2 separate regions of the Homo sapiens genome follow, and region 1 is linked to region 2. A link is a loop called in an ENCODE intact Hi-C map of the cell type or tissue named here. Cell type or tissue: PC-3. All regions are shown on one strand.

Region 1 (5,000 bases), 180 kb before region 2:
ATATATGCACTAAAAATGAGTTTTTCTAAAACCAAATTGTGATTCATGTGAATTACTAACGACTGAACCAAATACAGCAGCTTATTTAGTTCTGGCCTCAGGAGAAATCTTTTTTTTTGAAACAGGGTCTTGCTCTGTCACCCAGACTGGAGTGCAGTGGCACAATCATGGCTCACTGCACCCTCGACCTCCTGGGCTCAGGCAATGCTCCCACCTCAGGCGATTCTCCCACCTTAGCCTCCGGAGTAGCTGAGACAACAGGCGTGCGCCACCACACCAGGCTAATTGTTTTATTTTTTGTGGAGATGGGGTCTCACTATATTGCCAGTGGTCCCAAATCCCTGGTCTCAAACAGTCCTCTCACCTCAGCCTCCCAAAGTGTTGGGATTACAGGCATGAGCTACCACTCTCTGCAGGAGAAACTTGTAATTTACTTTTAGGTGAAAAGTCTCTTCTCCACTAAATACTGCATAAAAATGGCAAGATTCTCTACTGAATATTAATGTGACCGTAGCAAACAAAGGAAGAGACTATAAAAGTCTGAAATGTAAATATGTGGCCCACTATTCCAAAATAGTAAATGTAACAAAAGGAAGAAAGTCAGCCTCCTCCACCCTAGTGCACCAGGCGGCCTAGGGCAAGCCACAGAAGTCAGCCCCTTACTTCCTTTCCCACCATCCCACCAGGCAGCATCTCTGCCTTTGCTCACATTCTTCCCTGAGTCTTCAGAGCTCCCCGTCCTGCTTCACCTGTGTGAGGTTTCCTCATCCCTGCAGCCCCCACAGCTCACATCTATTTTTTTCTGAAAACTTTGCATAGCCTGCCTGCCCTCTGGGCCGGCTGGAGGTCATCTCTGCTTCTCAGGTTCCCAGCCCCTTGTATGCTGTGACAGCACTCGCCACCCGCTCCTGATATGGCATTGCATGGTTGGTACGCACTTGTCTGTCTCTGTCACTGGACTTAAGTTTCTGGAAGGCCGAGACGCTCTCTGTCATCATTCCCATGGCCCTTACACAGGTTAGACATCCAATACATTTTTATGAAATTTAAATGAATTGAAGAAGGATGACAATTTTCCTATCCAGATGTGTATCTCTACCACAGATTATTGGAACAGACTGTAGTGCGAAAGTGGCAGTGACTTAGTCAATGTAGCCAGTGATTCTGAACGTTGGCACCATTGACATTTGGGCTGGATAATTCTTGGTTGTGGGGGGCTGTCCTGTGCCCTGCTGGATGTTGAGCAGCATCCTTGGCCTCTCCCCAATGGATGCCAGTAGCACTCCTCCTCCTCCTCTTCCTCCCAAGTTATGATATCAAAAACACTGGCAGTATCCCCAGTCATTGACAATGTCTCCTGAACTACCCCTGGTTGAGAACCACTGATGCAGGTGATTCCCAAAGGAGGCTGAGAGAAAGTACCAGACATGATGCTCAGTGATGTCCTACACAGTGTCCTGACTCCTAGAGTCACCGTCATTTTAACACAACAGTGCACAGCAGCCACTTACACCTCTGGCCAAATATTTCTCCCTGACAGGCTATCACAGTGCACGCTAGTCAAACACTGGAATTTTCTTTTCTTTTTTTCTTTTTTGAGATGGAGTCTCACTCTGTCTCCCAGGCTGGAGTGCATGGCAAGATCTTGGCTCACTACAACCTCTGCCTCCTGGGTTCAAGCAATTCTCCTGCCTCAGCCTCTTGAGTAGCTAGGACTACAGGCATGTACCATCATGCCCAGTTAATTTTTGTGTTTTTAGTAGAGATGGGGTTTCATCATGTTGGCCAGGCTGGTCTCGAACTCCTGTCCTCAAGAGATCCACCCATCTCGGCCTCCCAAAGTGCTGGGACTACCGGAGTGAGCTACCACGCCCAGCCCAAATGCTGGAATTTTCTTAAAGGAGGTGGGGAAGGAAGGAACTGAATAAGGCCTCATCCCCTTTGAAATATAAATACCTTTGTTTAGGAGGTTGTGGTCTTGGAGCACAACAGCTACTAACAGGTGCCTGGGGTCATGCCGGGAAACCACAAGGGCAAAAAGTAACAACAACAGCTGATTTGAGAGACATATTTTTCCTTAGAAGGTATACAGGGCCATCACTGCTTGAAATATTCACACATACAAATTCAAGGAAGGGGCACACCTATTTGGCACGAGCCCTGTGGCTGTGGTTAGAGAAGATTTGAATATTTTGAGTGTGCAGGAAGGTGAACTTCATGTATCTTTACCTTAGCTTCCTTAGGCTGGGGCTATCTGTCAGCTACAGAGCAGCCCACAGGCAGGCGGAGCTGTGATGAAGCACATTTGTTCAAACACAGCAAATGGTGTTTGAAAAAACCACCACTCTTGCTTTTTTATGAAGCTATTACACTCTGTCATGTCAGGGAGCTGAGCCCAAGTGATGCCCAAGTGGCCATGATAGACTCACACTACAGGGCCTGGGAGAGCAGTGGGATTGTTTTTTTTCCTCGTTGAGGCAGTAAAAGATTGATTTTTGAGGCAGTGACTGAGGCATTATGCATTAATGACTACGCAGGGATTTTCATTCACATATCACGCACTGACAGTGGAAACTGAAGCTGCTGTGTAAGGTGCTGGCTCAATGCCCTTCCATGACTCCTTCCTCATCACGTCATTTGCCTGCCGAGATGCCGGGGCCTTCCGAATCATGGGGTCGATTGAGTAAAGGGCCCATGGTTTGGTGCAGGGCATCTCAAGCCAACACACGAGAATAACTGATGCAGCTGCTGAGATGAGAAGGTCTGCCGCAATGCTAATAACTCCACCTGGCTGCTCTCACATTTGACTTCTTGTATTCAGATTTGGAGAGACAGCTGGGAGCCTCTGATGAGAAAATAAAAAATTTACAACAATAAGCAAGCTGTCCTCTGACACCAGGAGAGGAACTCGCTTCAGCCCTGGCAAGAATTGCAGCTGGACTTTGTGAGGCACTGTTTCATCAGATGCCAAACATCATAGCAAGGGCAAGAATGACAAGAATTACAGTTTCTGCCCTGATGCACAGGTACTGATGGAAGAGATATTTCTGTGTTGATTTTGCACTTCTCAGGGCAAATCTGCAAAATAGATATCAAAGGAGATGTGGGCACTGGGCAAGGAGCCACACCAATCAACCATATAGAGCAGTCTGGAGGAGTCTCTCCCCATCTCCAACCCTCAGTTTTTCCCACCTGTTAAACACAGGCCACAATGTCTGTGCAGCCACCTCGCAGTGCAGTTAAAAGAACCGGTTTAAACAGTGTTTCTTAGCTTAGAGTCAATGGCTGAACAGGTTGCAGAGGGGCTGTAAAATCCTGAAATTTGCATGAAGCAATTTTTCCATATATGTCCATGTGCATCTTTTTGAGGAGGGGTTTGTCGCTTTCACTATATTCTTAAGAATATAGTCACTCTTAAGAGGTTAAGGGCCACTGTTCTAGGTAATGTGTGAAGGTGATGTATGTGTCCTGTAATTGAGCTATTATCAGCAAGCTTTTTGAGGAAAAAGGGACACAGAGGAGCACTTATTATGTGTTAGGGACTGTGCAGGACACACAGAGAATAGAAAAAAAAATGACCCTGGCCTTCTGGAGCATATGATAGACTTTAGATATGAGCCCAAAACAGATTAAAAGTTAAAAGGAAAAGCTAAGTGTAGGCAACACAGGTGAAAGGTCAGAAGAATGTAAGTGCCCCATAGAAGGAGAGAAATGGACTTCCAGCTACAGTGGGTTTAGGGATGGACACAGAGCGAGGGTGGGATTGAGTACAGGGAAAGGCAGGCAAGAGCATCTGTGGAAGAGGGATGGCCGGTGCAGCAGAGCTTGCATGCTGAGTTGACACGCTCCATGCCAGAGACCCTTAGATTGGGACTAAGTGTCACCGAAGAGAAGGCTGCGTTCAACAGATAGTTCTCAGGGTGACAGTTCATCCCAGGTGCCCTCAGACCCACATGACCTGCTCTTGGTCCTTCAGCCTCCGCTCTGCAGATGGGGCTGAGGGGCCCACCCAGAGAAGCCCTGTGGGGGAGAACAGAGCCTGCCCAGGACAGATATTCTCCTCCTTAGGAGCAAGTCCTCTTGACCCCCATGTTCCAAGCAGGAAGCTTTTCACATGTAGACTTTCTTCCTGCTGTGATGCACAAAAGCAGCCTCTTGCCAGTTAACAAAGTCTGCTGGAGCCTCCTGGGGCCATGCCTAGCACATCGTTACCCGAAGCAGACTAGGCAAACAAAGCCCTAGAAAATGAGAAAAAATGGAAATGATTTGATATTTTAGAAAAAAATATTGAAGTGTTTATCGTGGGGAAAACTGGAACCCTGTTAATATTTTTACTAGTATTGTATGGCATGGCAGTTTCTAAATTCTGCATGTGGTGGGGCCACTGTAACTCTTTCTGGGCAGAGTACTCTGTGATGATTCTACTCAGACCCTGGCTCCACAGACTGGCAAGGCCGCCCCTTCCCAAATCAGCAAGTGTCCTGGACCAAATGGTCATTTCTCCACTCCTCTGGGACTCTGAAAGAGCATTCTCCAGAGCTCTTGGGATCTTGCCTTGGCTCTGTGGATGTAAAGATCCCAAAGTCTTTCTAGAATGTACTCTTGAAGACTGAGTTGACTCTGGAGATCAGTGTAGGATCACTGTCCCCACTTTGCAGCCCCAAACCCACTTCCCAAGGGAGTAATTCATTACCTGCAGTCCTGATTACTCAAAGGAAATGTCTAATGACGTCTGCTCTGCAGTACCCAAGGACCTGAGACCAGGACTCCTGGCCTCTTTTCAGAAAGAGTGGAGTCTGCCATTTCCTGACCACCGCCCTGTCCTCAAGGGCAGCTCATCTCCCGTGTTACATTCCTGCATGAACCCCCGCCCTGATCCTGTGACTTGTCATGTGCCACAGTGCCATGAGATTTGTGTTACTTTGCTTCTGTTCCTGAAAGTTATCAGTTCCCCTTTTCTTCCTATCACTGCCTGGCTGAATGATGAGGGTGCCTGAGGG
Region 2 (5,000 bases):
TTTCCAAACATAAATTTAATCACAGATAACTTTTTCAATAATATTTCTTAGGAATCCCTTGGAACACACCTTGAAGAGCAATGCTTTATTTTTTAGTATTAATTTTATAATTATTGTATGTGATCACTTTTATTTAAAGTGTTGTTCACTTCAATAGGGTATCAGAAAGTATCAGCAAAAGAAGGAAAGTCAAATGGATAACAGGTACCCCATCTAAAAAGAGACATTACTCTTTTCCTGGTGAGTCCCAAAGAGGCTTTATCTGTCCAGAGGAGCTATCCCTTTCAGAGGATACTCCTGACCAAGATGAAGTCTGCTCCATTAAAGACTTCCTTCTCCTACACACTGTTTCAGGTGATTGCTTTTGGCACTTGCCCATAAACTTTCTTCATCATCAAACTGCTTTCCAACTCCTGACCCTTCACTTCAGCCTCTAAGTTCACCCTTGGCCCACTGCTTTAGAATTGGGAGACTCTTCAGCAAGCCAATGTGTCCCATCCTGTTCCCAACTTGGAAGGGGTAGTTGGGCCATGTCCATTACCCCAAGGCCAATTTTCTGCCCCAGATCTAGATAGTTTCTTTGACTATGGGAGAAGATAGACAGTCCTACACCTGGAGATGCTATATTATGCTATTTTTGCATTGCTGAGGCTGAGTAATTTATAAAGAAAAGAGGTTTAATTGGTTCACAGTTCTACAGGCTGTAAGAGCATGGTTTCAGCATCTACTTCTGGTAAGGGCATCAAGAAACTTACAGTCAAGGCGAAAGCAAAGGGGGAGCAGGCATCTCATATGGCAAGAGCAGAGGCAAGGGGGAGGGATGCCACACACTTTTAAACAATTAGATCAGAAGAACTCACTTACTGTGGTGAGGACAGAATCAACTCAGTCATGAGGGATCTACCCCCATGACCTAAATATCTCCCACCAGGCCCCACCTCCAACACTGGGAATTACATTTCAACATGAGGTTTGCAGAGGACAAACATCTAAACTATATCAGATGCTATTCCTATAATCTGAGTGTAGCTGAATGCTATTATTTTTCTTGTAAAATATAAATAAGGCTAATATACACAGATACAACCAAATAATTAACAGTGTTCCGTCACATCACAACTCCTTACATCGTGAAATCTAAAAAGTCTGACTTATCTGACCTCCAGATATCTGCTAAGTAGCCCACATGATGAACTTCAAGAATCATGAATAAAAATCTCACCCAAGAAGTCCTCCCCAATGCCATTCCTCCACCAAAAACTTGAAGATAGAGACTGTTATTTCTTTTACATTTCTTCAAAATACACTCTCCAAAATACAGAACCTGAAGCCTCCCTTGACAGCCAAGGCATAATCAGAATTCCAGAGCCCCTCAAGAACAGAGATTTTCCTATATATCCTGACCTTACAAGGCTCCAGTATTCCACAAAGGGCTCTATTGAGAAACATGCCAGATAACGATCTTTTGAAAGTTTTTGGATGACTCCTTCATTGCAAACAGGAAGTTATCATGAGTAGGCCTGAGGCCTACAAACAAGCTGACCACCAAACTGTGCTAAATTTTAGCCATAATTCACTCCTCTCAGAGTCTCATCTTAGTCATGCACATATTCATTCATCAAAGAACTCCAGTTAATAAGAAGATTGATTGGTCAGTCAACCACCACCAAGGGTAAGTACTGTAACAACAGGTATGCACAAAATTTTATGCATGCACAAGAGGAGGACTCAGTCAAGGAAGTTGAATGGTAAAGAATGAGTTATGGTCAGTGTGAGGCAGAGGAGGGTATAATGAGCAGGAAATTTCAAAAGGGCATTAAGCCAAAGCACAGTAGCTTAAAAGAAGATGGCATATTCTGGTTAATTCTTAGTTGCTCACCTATAAAGACAAAAATCAAAGGCAAACTAGAGATAATATATGCCATGTTATGGAATTTGCATTTTTTCCTCAGTGTTATGGGTCCCTTGGAGGATTTAAAGCAAGAATTATGTTTTCATTTTAAGAAACTCAATCTACCAGAATTTACCCAAGAAAATTGCCCCGAGAATTTCGTCCAGGAATAGTTGTATCACTTGAGCCCATCCCATCTATCAATCTGTCCTCCCATTGAGTCCTCTCCTTCAGAATCTTGTCTCTTCAACTCACAGATGCTCTCATTGATATATAACATCAATTATCTACGCTTAGTCTGGTGGCGTCTATTCTATCTTACACCTATTGCCATATGATTCCCCCGCTTAGAGACCTCCTACCCACCTGCCTTTCTTCTTCTTATCCCCTCTCCCCGATTGTTGGGACCAATCCTGACTTCAGGCCTGAATTCAAAAACCCCTGTCCAACTCTGGATCAATTTATTCTTGTTGCTGATTTTTTTTTTTGGTAGCGGGGCGGGGGGCTACCTTTAATAGTAGGCTTATAACTTGGTTTCTTGTAATCTTGTCTTTTATTGGTAACACCAGATCTCTAATATTCTCTTTTCATGCCACGAGTACAGTCTTGCAATTCAATTTCTCTGTCCCTGGCTAAGTGATCAGACATTTGGATTCCTCAAAATGAACCCTGCCATCTGTTGGGACAATTTATTATTACCTCACCTTGAACTTTTCTTGTTAACTACTCATCCAGAAGCATCAAATCTCTTGGAGATTTGAGAGGTATGTTGTGGGGGGAATGGTGGTGGAAGTCTATACCTATATAGTACTTAAGGCTTCAGCTGTTTTCCTCAACACCTGTCCTAGCCAAAGGATGGTTATAACTCCAGGGCCCAGTCCCTTCAAGTAAGCTATGTACCTGTCACAAGAAACTGAACCACATTCAGTTGAGTTATGGGAAGTGACAACTATAATTAATTTGAACTGTTCTCTCAGATAATAACACTGCCCCTCAGATTAATCTTCACTGATACCTTCCATTGCATATCATAAAACAATAACCTTATATTTCTCCCTTACTAACTCTTTAAGTCCTTACTTCCCTCATCCAGATTAAAAAGATTAATAAGCCCTTCAATTCCTCCACTCCTAGAAACTAGACAGTATTGAACCTATTCTGAAGTACTAATAATTTATTACCTATGGAATGATATAACCCCAAAAGGCAAATGCACATGCTTTTTTCTTACCCTTATGCAACTTTGGGTTGTATTTTCCAGAATTAAATTCTTCTGAAATGTAACAGTATAAACAAACACAAAGATGCTTTTCTAGTTTCCCATAAATTCTTCAGTTCTCTTTGTTAAAAAGAAGCATGGCAGCTCTGCACAGTGCCTCACGCCTGTAATCCCAGCACTTTGGGAGGCCGAGGCAGGCAGATCACCTGAGGTCAGGAGTTTTGAGACCAGCCTGGCCAACATGGCAAAACCCCATCTCTACTAAAAATACAAAAAAAAAAAAAAAATTAGCCGGCCATGGTGGTGCACACCTGTAATCCCAGCTACTCGGGAGGCTGAGGCAGGAGAATCACTTGAACCCAGGAGGCAGAGGTTGCAGTGAGCCGAGATCATGCCACTGCACTCCAGCCTGGGCGACAGAGTGAGACTCCATCTCAAAAAAAAAAAAAAAAAGGATAACTTTTAGAAAAAAAACAACTGGCCACATCCAAGGTTGCTGCCTCTTTTCTCATCTGTGGCCTGTCAAAATAATGCTGCTTAAGCATTACTTTGGGGTAAGCTGATCACACTGATCTCAATTACCAACACAGAGAGGTCTCAGTTGTCTGGTAAATATAAAGTTACATTAAACTTACTGATTCCAAATACAATGACAGGGAATTTCTGATAGTTGGAACAAAAGGCTAGGCTGAAGTCTGCATGCATTTTTACATTGGAAATATTAATATAATTTCTGTTTACCAACTTCAGAAAAATATATAATGTGAATTATTCATATTTAGAAATAATTAAAAATTATAGCATTAGGTTTGGGGGTTTATTAAAGCAAATTCACAAAGTAGTAAATCACATAATAATTTGTTGTCTTGGTTTTATCAATTATACGTACTTAAATGAATTAATATTTTATCATTTAGATATTTACTGATTTAGATTGCTCTTAGGAAACCACTCTGAATTGTGAAGCTATACAATACATATTGAGTTGATTATAACTTCTCAGATTTCATTTCTCTTTATTTTGGCATTTAAATAAATGAGTTAGTTCAGACTGTTACTTTATATGCTATTTTATTGATATTAAAATGTTTTTCAAAATAACATTTTCCTAAAGTTAAGAAAACTTTTATACAAATAATAACAATAATAAAACAAAACAAAAATAAAACTCTATTGAGCATTGAGCATTTACCAAGTGCCAGGCATTGCACTTAATAATTTACATGAGCTATCATATTTAAACATCACAATTTTGCTATTAGGTAGATCCATCTCAACATCATTTGACAGATGAGGAAATGGAGAGGCAGAGATGCAAGCAAGCCAAACAAACAAGGCGACAAAACAAGCAAGTGCCCAAGCTGAGATTTGAACTCAGGCAGCCTGACACTTACTTGCTACTAATACGTTATGTAGTTGGACTATCCTTTGCTCTGATTTTTTACCTTTTGATTATTTCTTTGCATATCATTTTAAAAGATAGATTTTTACTTGTACACTGTACTTTGAATTCCGCCTTGATTTAAAAGATGCTTAAGAGGGATTCATAGGAATTGAGGAGTGGGGAATGACATTACCAAGAAAAAGAAGTTAGTAGCAGCTAAAAACCACAAATGTTATGGACATGAAGAAAAGTTAAGCAGGAGATTAACTTTACACATATTCCCAAATATATGTTTTTTTTAAGTCTCTTCTTACAAAACCCAGGGGTTCACAGAGGAAAAGAGTTAGGTGGTAATTCTTACAAACATTTGTTTTCATGGGCATAAAATGTTTTCAGAATCAACCCCAGTTAGTTTCTCTATTTCAGCATGGTAAAGAGTTGGCATGTTTCTCTTTTCCTTCTGAGAGAGAAATCCAAATGCTTGCCAGACCACTTAATATTCTAGC

What was found. Hi-C counts contacts between places; a loop is a spot of excess contacts. Peaks named below come from ENCODE experiments on the same cell type or tissue, not always from the same donor. Only the 100,000 strongest peaks of a DNase experiment are listed, where the experiment ranks them.
Region 1: it touches region 2 in a loop (4-fold over the local background); 3 of 110 quality-filtered maps call a loop at or near these places.

The regions. Positions count from the first base shown.
Region 1 is chr3:157,064,464-157,069,463 of GRCh38, reverse strand. No RefSeq gene overlaps it. Among named protein-coding and RNA genes, the nearest start is that of LINC02029, 15 kb to the left of the region's middle. RefSeq lists an enhancer at 4,690-4,819. In PC-3, no CTCF peak of the experiment used is centred here; a DNase peak (open chromatin) is centred at 2,553; H3K27ac peaks cover 1,885 bases.
Region 2 is chr3:156,889,424-156,894,423 of GRCh38, reverse strand. All of the region lies in intron 3 of LEKR1 (leucine, glutamate and lysine rich 1), which reads right to left. Among named protein-coding and RNA genes, the nearest start is that of LEKR1, 66 kb to the right of the region's middle. In PC-3, a CTCF peak has its summit at 2,580 (motif pointing left); a DNase peak (open chromatin) is centred at 1,563; H3K27ac peaks cover 2,760 bases.